2 separate regions of the Homo sapiens genome follow, and region 2 is linked to region 1. Evidence: chromatin loops called from intact Hi-C (ENCODE). Cell type or tissue: PC-3. All regions are shown on one strand. Links, peaks and the distances in the headings refer to the core of each region. The heading gives the core; the rest is flanking DNA.

Region 1 (5,449 bases), core at 1,057-3,556:
CCTGCACAGGCCTAGAAAGCCAGATTGGAACCATCTGGACAGGGGATGCCAATGGCCCATGAACCTGGCAGGGCATGAGTTCCAGATGCACACACCACCAGACTGAGCACATTCCTAACCCCATGGAAAGGGACATCCTGAGGACAGCCAGAGAGAAGCCCTCTGAGGTACTTGGCCCAAGTTGCCTGGATCTGGGCTTGTGCTAATCATGTTTAGGTAAAGTTGATTTAAACTCCCCACAAAGTCCAAAGCTCCTGTGTAACATCTGTCATTGTCTTGGGGCTTGCGTCCTAACAGTCTTCTCCCCTGGTTCACCTCTGGCTGCGTCCTACTTGCTTCACTCCACACCAACCCAAACTTGAAATGTCACTGCTTCACAATTTCTTAGAAAAAAAAATTCTCATACCTAGCATTTTATTTTTAGTTCACTCTACTGAAGACTTGGATGTTGAAAAGCTCCTTTTATCTCTGCATCCTTCTCTCTCCAAGGAATGAAGAAAATCCCATTTCTATTGTCATAGAAAGAGTCTAGAGACCATCTTTTAGGGTCTGAATTTTTTGTTGGGATCTTACTCTCCAAATAGAATGGTTTATCAAGGCTTAAGAAAGATTTTGGGAAGCAAAATGTTCTCCTTATTCACATATGTCCGATTGTGCACAAACACATACATCACTTCCACTCTCTTCTTGGTGGAAGAGAAACTAATACAAGGAGTCAGCGGATGCATACTAATGGTGGAACAATAGGCTAAAGTTCCCTGGGCTACATATTCGTTTGTCCTAAGTCCTGGTTGTTGAGTCTTCTTCATTTTGAGATCTGGGCTGGAGGAGAAATCCCTCCCTGGAACACACTGCCCTTGCAAAAGAAGGAAATGAGCTGTGTAACCTGATGATGTTTTTGAAAGTTTCTGCTCAGATGTAGCCCACGTAACTTTTGCTCACTTTCCATTGGCAAATGCAAGTCATATAGCAAAAGCCGATCTATGGGATGTGTGTGTATAATTCTCTTAAATACATGGAGGTTAACTGAGTGGGGACAGTAATGGTACAATACCCATCGAATAGTAACCTCCTTATCATCCTTCAAGAAGCAGCTAAAAATGTCATCTCTTCAGTATCATTCCATGGAAACATCTATCTCCCTGTTCTGTTCTACAGCATTACAACATTGAGACTTTCAGGACAATGTGCTGATTCCCCTACTACTTAGTGAGCCCTTTGAGGGCAGTGATAGTCTCTTATTTTATTCTATCTTCCCGTTACTTAGAACAGTCCCTGGAGCCTAGTACATTGTGCTATTATTGCTTACTTAGGGGAAAAAAAGGTGGTGCAATAATGCATGGAATCAGTCTTGAAATCCAAGGAATATTAAGAGAAAGTTATAAAGGAGGAGATGGAGAAAGACCAAAAACTGACTTTTGCACTTTTAAGTTGAGCTGTGTGTGTGTATATATATAATAGATATACAAGAAATATAGATGAGGCAGCTGCATTTATAAGCCTAAAGTTTTGGAGACATTTTCAGGGTGGATATATAAATTTGGCATACATTGGCAGTCATCAGCACATAGACGGTGTTATCACCTAAGAAAAGAATGGAGAAAGAGATGTTTATGATGTGTTTCCCATTTCCCACTTCCCACTTCCTGACTTGCCCAGAGACTGTAAGTCAGAACCTCTCCTTGGACAGACTCTTTTTTTTTTTTTCTTTGAGAGGGAGTCTTGCTCTGTCACCTAGGCTGGAGTGCAGTGGCGCAATCTCGGCTCACCGCAACCTCCGCCTCCTGGGTTCAAGCAATTCTCCTGCCTCAGCCTCCTGAGTAGCTGGGACCACAGGCGTGGGCCACCATACCCAGCTAATTTTGTGTATTTTTAGTAGAGATGGGGTTTCACCGTGTTAGACAGGATGGTCTCGATCTCCTGACCTCGTGATCCACCCGCCTTGGCCTCCCAAAGTGCTGGACAGGCTCTTAAAGTGTCTTCTAAAAGATCAACCTTGGTTGACCGTAGGTTTTTCATTAGAATGGAGACATATACTCAGCCTCAAAACTCTAATTTGACCCTCTGTTCCTTTGGGCTTACTTCTGCATGGAGCTGGGTTATATTATTATAGGGACCTTCAAAGTGCATTACCCGTCACCCCCGGACGCCTGTTGCATGAGCCATCCAAACCACATGTCTGTCACTCTCTTCCCTCCTCTTCCCCCATTTGTCATGTTGGTAGGATGACAGCTTTGTATTGAGTGAGTAATGAGGGCCAGGCATGATGACAAATGCCTTGCATGTGCTATCTCATTCCATCCTCACCACAACCTGGTGAGGGAGGCATTGACTCAATTTACGGATGTATTCAAAGCTCAGAGAGGTTAGGTAATGTGCCTCAAGTCAGCACGAGTAAGAAGCAGGTCTTTTGAATGGAAGTATCTCTCAGTGCAGATTCCATGCTCTCCATAAGCCACCAAGCTGCCTCAAACACAAACAAATCATTGAGAGCTGAGTCTTCTGGAAAGAGATATTTACACTTTGCAGGTAAAGAAACATACGCACATACACACGATACGTCTATATCTGTGTGTAGATATAAGTATACTTGGATTTTTTAAAAAAACAATATGTTACATAATTTCCTGCATTCTTAAATAGATAATGAATAATATTTAATAATTCCTCCATACTTTTATTTCATGTCTGCTCTGTGCCTCGCATTGTGTCAAGAGCAGTGTTTTGAACTTATTTTGAATTAACTGTTGTCCTCCAAAACTCTTAAGGGTTTGCGGTTTAACTGAAGAGAGGTAAGCTACATGCTGCTCTATGATCACCCTGACCCCCAATGTGATGGTATTTGGAGACAGGGCCTTTGAGAGGTAATTAGGTCATGAGAGTGGAGTGCTCCTGATGGGATTAGTGTCCTTCTAAGAGACAGGAGAGAGCTTGCTTCTTTTCTGTCTGCTCTCAGCTATGCCAGGACATAGCCAGGAAGAGGGCCTTCACCAGAACCCGAACAGCCTGGTACCTTGATCCCAGACTTCCATCTTACAGAACTGTGAGAAATACATGTCTGTTGCTTAAGCCAACCAGTCAATGGTCTCCTGTTACAGCAGCCTGATTAGTTCAGACACATACACATGTATGTATAAAAGAAGAACAGATCATATTAAGAGGAATAAGATACTTCTTTTTAAATGTTAAAGGCCTTCTAATTTGCAAGTCTTTTTCCTGTGTATAATTTCATTTGATCTTTGAAATAATTACCGCTATTTAGCAGACAAAAAAAATTGAGGCTGGGAAAATTTCAGTATTTGTTGAAGATTACACGACTAGTAGATGCCAAAGCTGGGAAATAAAACCCAGGTTCAAATCCAAGATTCCCTCTGGTAAAGTGAGGCTGACTCTTTACGGGAACAAGCTTCTCTCCTGTTCTCCAGGACCTCTGAGGAAGGAAATCTCACTCCCTTCTTCCGGCACCCAGGAACCTCGCTCCTTTATAGGAATGAAGTTCTGGTGTTCATTTTTGCTAAACTGCACTCGTGGGTTTGGCTGAGTGATGCCTGAGGCTGGGGGTGGCGGGCAAGAGAATGTGTGTGCCGTGTAGCTCCTGCCAGCCCTGCAGAGCTGGCATTTTCTACAAGAATGCTTGCTTCTCAGAAACACTGTTGATAATGAGGTTGCTCATTTTTAAAATGCTGTAACTGATATTCTGGGAAAACAAACCTGGTTCCAGAAGTGCAGCTGTGGTGTTTGGATTTAAGCTTGGAGGTAGTTGTTTAAGATGAGCTTTTAGCTGGCCTGACGACCTGTCAATGGACTGCGACGGGGCGGCACAATCAGGCCATTGTACTAACAGAGAAATCTCAGGGCTCTTCAGAGCCTAAGAGGATTGTGAGAATTCCTGAACCTGGCACCTACTAAAGTGGACTTTTCACCTCTTGGGACCCTGGTAAAGATGAAGAGAGAGAGAGTTTCAAATCAAAAGAAATGTGCCACGGATTACAAGAAATCCCCTCTAGCCTCAGTCAGACTTGGAGGACATGCAAATGCATTTGAATGGAGGAAGACTATTTGGGGCCCCTGGGAAACAGGGTGGCACAGAGCAGTTTCCTGGCCTCGAAGAGGATGCAGTTTTCCAAGATGTGGGGTTTGCTTGTGCATCTCCATGCGCAGGGCAGGGGGCTCAGCACAGTAATAACCAGAGTCACACACCATAGGCAGATCCCTGGCTCTGCTTGGAGGGACAAAGATTCAGAGCTGGGCGGATCATCAATAGACCATCTACACCAAGCCCCTGACTCCTGAACTACATTCTTTCCATCATACCCGTCACTCCATGTCTATTTTCTCAGTATTGAATGAGAAAGGAAATGAATGTTTACTGCATCTAATTATGTGCCAGGTGCCTCATTAAGTTTATAATGGAAATCACACAGTATGATAATAGCCAATATTTAAGAAGAATCTAGTAGGTGCAGGCATGAGTCTAATTGTTGGATACACATTAACTTATATTTAATTCTCACAATAGCCCCAAGTGGTAGGCTGTGGTGAGTATCTGAGACAGAGGCACAGAGAAATGTTCTTAGCCAGCAAGCAAAAGAGCTGAGATTCCCCGCCGATGGCTGTCTGACTCCAGAGACCTGCTCTTTGCCTCATGTCAAGGGTACAGCCTGAATCAGATAAGGTTCTCTGTCCCCAGTCTGGACACATGGCCCCTTTTGAAATTGTTCCAGAACAAGTTTCTTCCTCTTTTCCTACCTGACAATTCCTCCAAGAGGCAGAGCCAAAGGAACCTTCCACTCCAGGATTCATCTGAAAGTCCTCAAAGACAGCATCTCTTAGCATTACATTGCTAAAGGTTTTAAAAACCTGCCAGTCCTTAAAAGTTTACCAACCCTACTGAACCAATAGGTATCTAGTGGTGACAACACTGGCTATATTTTTAAAAATTGGCATACATTGCACTCAACACTTCTGTTTGTTCTGTGTTCTGCTTTTAATTGGTGCTTCATATTCTACATAATCTAATTTAGTAAGTCTTTTCTTTGTGAACTGTGTATGTCAACTGATAGAAAGTAGATCCATTCTCAAGGAGATAATCATAGGCCGGAGCTAAAGAAGAAACATCTTTACAAAACACAAACATGAACATGGTAACCTTTGGTTTGCAAATTACCTGGAGATTTTTTAACCCTTTGGGATCTTGTTTCTCACTCACTATCTCATCAGTCTGGCTTCTTCCCACAGCCTTGCCCTGGAGGCTCCAGGCACAGAATTACAGTGGCACAAGCCCTTCTAGGGTGATTGTGCCTTGCACACACAGCTCCCTGAACACATTCAGACCGAGCACCACATTCCTTCTACCTGGCTAACGCCTGTGAATCTGCCAAAGCACCATCACCCCCTCCAGGAAAAATACCTTCACCAGACAGCATCTGGGAAGTCAAGTCCACTTCCT
Region 2 (5,449 bases), core at 1,051-3,550, 300 kb before region 1:
GGCCACTTTCTTTTCTGTAAGAGAAGATTCACTCAAGGTCAGGGGACCCTAAGGACCCCAGGGAATCACCCAAAAACTCCAGCCAGCCCCTAGAGGAAGACAATCCACAGAGCTGGCCCCATCCCTTCGGCCTGTGGCTAAGGCCCATCTGCCCATGGTTCCTTCTTGAAGTAATTGCTGTAAGAATTTGTCATTCACAAAAGGAAGTCTCTATTGTCTCTTTTCGGATGTCATGTAACCAATGCGTGTTAAAGGTCAGTTGCATCAGTTCTCTTAAATGGCAATTAAGCTATTGTCTGAGCAAACCAGAGGCATCCGGAGTGCAAGCTTCGCTCAAACCTAGGGACCTGGGAAAGGCTGGGAACAGAGGAGCAAGTAGGACACCACAGGGGAGGGCCGTGGCTTCAGGAAACGTGGGGAACACCCTGAACTGTAAAAGCAGATGCGTCAGCAGACAAAGGGGGTCATTTCACTAAAGCCTCAGTGAAGCAGAGAAATTCCAGACTTTGCCCATCACCTACTGGCAGGCTCTCCCTCCCTCTGTCCCCTCCCCACCCTCTCCTCACCCTTGTCTTTCTCTGCTTCATTATCTCACGCTCTCTCTTTCTCTCCCGCAGTTTCTCTGTCTCTCAGTCTCGATTTCTCACATCCTGTTTCTCTTTCTTCTTTACTCTTTCTCCCTCTCCTTCACCTCTCCTGGCTTCACTCCACTCCCCCCACCCACTCTGTTCCCTCTCACATTCTCATTTGGGGATGGGGGGCGGCTGACAAACCGGATTGGGGGGGTCTGACAAACTGGATTTAAATTTCAGCTCCGCAGCGTTCTCAGCTCTTGGTCTTGGAAATGTTCCCTGAGCTTCGGTTTTTCTCATCTGAAAATGAAAAAAATAATACCTAGCTCCAAGTATTGAGCTTGTTGTGAGGAATCAAACAGATAACGTTTCTAAAATTCCAAACACAGTGCCTGGTCCACGGCAGATGCTTGACTGGTGACAGCTTCCTTTCCCAGTGAGGCCCAGGGAAGTAGGCACAGTGCTTGGCACCCTGCAAGCATGCGACACAGCTTCACAAAATACCCACAGGGAGCCAGGAGCACCGCTTGAATTTTATGGATGACAAAATTGTGGTTCAAGGAAGGTAAAAGTACCCTGGTAGGACACGTAATTTTTAAAAAGTCTATAGCTATTGATATTACTATATATTAATTCCCATTCTGTCCCTCCGGTTTCTCCCCTGAACACTAATTTCCAAATCCCCAACACTCTATGGTTTAAATGATAAACGATTCACCCAAATACTGTATAATTTTTTTTTTCCTTTTGGGTCAGGGCCATGCTCTGTCACCCAGGCTAGAGTGCAGTGGTACAATCGCAGCTAACTGCAGCCTCAACCTCCCAGGCTTAAGTGATCCTCCCACTTCACAGCCTCCCAAGTAGTTGGGACTACAGGCATGCACAACCACAACTAGCTAATTTTTAAAATTTTTGGCAAAGACAGATCTCACTACGTTGCCCTGGCTGGTCTCGAACTCATGGACTCAAATGATCCTTTCTCCTCAGCCTCCCAAAGTGCTTGGATTACAGATGTGAGCCACCGCACATGGCCATGTACAATTCTTGAAGAAGCTGAAACTCATCTTTCTTTCTCGGTATAAGAAAACTCAGGATATGTTTGGACATCCCCTCCCATCTGCCCTCCCAGCCTCCTCTTCTCCAGGCTGAACCAGATCCTGCTGCATCTTTCTCAAAGACTCTCTTACATCCTCATTATGGTTTCTGCCCCAGTCCTCCATGCTTCTCTGAAGTTTAGAGTCAAAATGCCCTTTTTTGCTTTAGGGGTGAGACCTTCTCTAGCACCGTGTGTCTACAACACAGAGAGGGCAAACAGAGATAGTGCTTGGTATTTTATTTTTAAAATTTTTAATCTTGATTATATTTTGCAATGTTTATACCATTGCACAACACACGGAAGCATTAGTCACAATTTATATAGCTGATTTCATGGAGCTGAATTCTATGGTGTTTATAGCCGTTGAGTGTCTTCTCCCAGAAATTGGAAAGATGCCCCATTTGCTGTAACACACACGACCTCCACCCCATTCTTTTCCTTTGTAACCCAAACCACAATGTGTAATTGTGTGTTTATTTTGTGTTTAATGTTTATCTCTTCGCCCAGGCTCTAAGGCTCTATGAGGGCAGGGATCACATCTGTTTAGTTCACCCAGATTTCATTATATATCCAGCATTCTACACTCTGTAACTGCTTAGTCTCAACTCTGACCACACATTAAGTCATCAAGGGAGTTAACAGAAAAAAAAAAAAAACAATAAACAAGCAAAATGTTTACTAATGTTCCACAAGCTCTTTTGAATCAACTGGTCCCTGTGGCACCTGGGGATCCGTAGTCATGAAAATCCTGCCAGGGATTCTTGATCCGGGATCTGGTGATCCTCGGCAGGACAACTCACCATTCTGTTCGGTTGCCCGCTTGCCTCCTCCCGCTGGCTCCAGCTTCTGTGCCTACAATGAAGGCTGTGCCCATTCCCTCACGTGCCCGCCGTGGCCTGACACCTTCCTGGGCCCACCCTAACACATTCCTCCGTTGCTTTTAACGACTGTTTACAGCTCGCTACCTCTAGGACGTGGCTTCTGATGAAAACTGTCCAGACGCTCTGCCTCCGGTGTAATTCAGAGCCCAGCTCTCCTCCTTAAAATTCTTTTACGCTATTTTCCACAAGCATGTGCTTCTGTTGGCAGTGCCATAAGTGTGATTGATCTTTACCATAAGTTCCTTGAACTTTGCTGTGACCTGGATGCTAAGGTGGCGGGAGCTGCCTCCATCCCCACAATTTGACTGGTACAACCCGAAAGTAGGATGATAGTCTGTTCTGGTCAAACATTAACGTGGGGCAGGGACAATGGAGAGAGGGTTTGGTCATCTGGCATGCTGCAGACTGCCAGAGGAGCTGGAAAGGCTGAGTATGGGAAAGGGGAGGGATTTCATGGCCTCTTCGGGCTTTGAGTATTTGAAGAAACTGCCTATGGAAGACCAGACCTGTGCCCTGCCTCCCAAGAAACACACAGAGCTTAGACGGTGGAAGCTATCTGGGGCAAATTCAGCTCCCTGTGAGGAAGGTCTTCTAGTTGTTAGGGGTGTCTTGGTAGGTCAGGGAGGGTTTTCCAGCATCAGTCATTTTCATACCAATCTCTCGGTTTTTGCCATATTCCTGTACCACCCGTGCTTTTATTTACCTAATCTTTTTTATTTACCGAATTTTTAACCTAATATTTCCTTTAAAACAACTTTAAATTGACACACTTTGTTTCATTCCTGTTTTTAAAAAGTACCTATGGCAAAAGATATGAATAGACACTTCTCAAAAGAAGACATGCAAGCCGCCAACAAACATATGGAAAAATGTTCATCATCACTAATTATCAGAAAAATGCAAACCAAAATCACAGTGAGATATCATCTCACACCAGTTAGAATGGCCATTATTAAAAAGTCAAAACCAACAGATGTTGGTGAGGCTGCAGAGAAAAGAGAACACTTATATATTCTTGAGAATTTAAATTAGTTCAGCCACTGTGGAAAGAAGTTTGGAGATTTCTCAAAGAACTTAAACAGAACTACCATTTGACCCAGCAATCCCGTGACTGGGTATGTACCTAAAAGAAAACAAATTGTTCAACCAAAAAGACATATGCACTCACATGTTCATCATAGCACTATTCACAATAGCACGGTTCATGGAATCAACGTAGGTGCCCACCAACAATAGATTGGATAAAGAAAATGTGGTACATATATACCATGGAATACTATGCAGCCATGAAAAAGAAGGAAATCACGTCCTGTACAGCAACATGGATGCAGAGGGAGGCCATTATCCAAAGCAAATTAACACAGGAACAGAAAACCACATACCACATGTTCTCACTTATAAGTGGGAACTAAACATCAGGTACTCGTGGACATAAAGATGGCAACAATAGGCCAGGCACGGTGCTGATGCCTGTAATCCCAGCACTTGGGGAGGCTGAGGCGGGTGGATCATATGAGGTCAGGAGTTTGACACCAGCCTAGCCAACATGGTGAAAGCCCATCTCTACTAAAAATATAAAAATTAGCTGGGTGTGGTGGCACACACCTGAAATCCCAGCTACTCAGGAGGCTGAGGTGGGAGAATTTCTTGAACCTGGGAGGCAGAGATTGCAGTAAGCCAAGAAGGTGCCACTGCATTCCAGCCTGGGCAACAGAGTGAGACTCTGTCTCCAAAAAAAAAAAAAAAAAAAAAAAAAGATAGCAACAATAGACACTGGTAACATACCCAGGTAACAACATACCCAATATATGCATGATATACCCACACAACATACCCAGGTAACAAACCTGCATTTGTACTGCCTGGTGGGTGTGGTTTGTGAACCGGTATGTGTGGTCTGTGGTATGTATGGATGTGTGTAGTTTGTGAACTGGTGTGTGTGGCATATGGTGTGTATGTGGGTAACTGGCATAACTGGGGTATGGTAGGTATGGGTATGTGTGGTATGTGAACTGGTAAGTGATATGTATGAGTGCGTATGGTGTGTGTTGCGGGTGGTGTGTGAACTGGTGTGTGGTGTGTGGTATGCATCGGTGCATGTGATGTGTGAACTGGTGTGTGTGGTATGGTATGCATGGGTGTGTGTAGTGTGTGAACTGATATGTGTGGTTTGTGAACTGGTATGAACTGGTGTGGTGTGTGATGTGTGGTATGTATGGGTGTGTATGGTTTGTAAACTGGTGCATGTGGTGTGAACTGGTGTGTGGTATGCATGGAGATGTGTGGTTTGTGAACTGGTGTGAATTGGTGTGTGGTGTGTGGTATATATGGATGTGTGGTATGTGAACTTGTATGTGTGGTGTGGTTTGGATGTGGTGCATGTGGTATGTGCAGTATGTGGTGAGAGTGTGGCGTGTGGTGTATGTGGTGCATGTGGTGTGTTTGGTATGTGGTATGCGTATGGTGTGTGTGGTGTATGGGGCATATGTGGTTTGTGTGTGGTGTGGTGTTTGTAGAGTGTGGTGCGCATGGTGTGTGTGGTATGTGGTGTGTGTGTGGCATGTGGTGTATGGGGTGTATGTGGTTTGTGTGGGGTGTGTGGGATACGTGGGGTATATGTGGTGGGGTGTGTGGTGTCTGTGATGTGTGGTATGTATGGGGGTATGTGGTGTGTGAATTGGTGTGTGTGGTTTGTAAACTGGTGCATGTGGTGTGAATTGGTATGTGGTGTGCATGGAAGTGTGTGGTTTTTGAACTGGTGTGAACTGCTGTGTGGTGTGTGGTATATATGGATGTGTGGTATGTGAACTTGTATGTGTGGTGTGGTTTGGATGTGGTATATGTGGTGTGTGCAGTATATGGTGTGTTTGTGGCGTGTGGTGTATGTGGTGCATGTGTGC

Evidence for each region. A loop is a pair of places that touch in the nucleus more often than their neighbours do. Peaks named below come from ENCODE experiments on the same cell type or tissue, not always from the same donor. Only the 100,000 strongest peaks of a DNase experiment are listed, where the experiment ranks them.
Region 2: it touches region 1 in a loop (3-fold over the local background); 1 of 110 quality-filtered maps calls a loop at or near these places.

Annotation. Positions count from the first base shown.
Region 1 is chr2:217,368,324-217,373,772 of GRCh38, forward strand. The region is part of intron 8 of DIRC3 (disrupted in renal carcinoma 3); the gene reads right to left. Among named protein-coding and RNA genes, the nearest start is that of DIRC3-AS1, 88 kb to the left of the region's middle. RefSeq lists an enhancer at 1,673-2,872. In PC-3, for the core only: a CTCF peak has its summit at 2,335; a DNase peak (open chromatin) is centred at 2,328; H3K27ac peaks cover 726 bases.
Region 2 is chr2:217,064,143-217,069,591 of GRCh38, forward strand. LOC105373873 (a long non-coding RNA gene) reads right to left here and starts at 2,773. Exons shown (of 4, transcript XR_923877.3): 1 at 2,469-2,773; 2 at 774-872. RefSeq lists an enhancer at 1-1,180. In PC-3, for the core only: no CTCF peak of the experiment used is centred there; a DNase peak (open chromatin) is centred at 2,089; H3K27ac peaks cover 1,542 bases.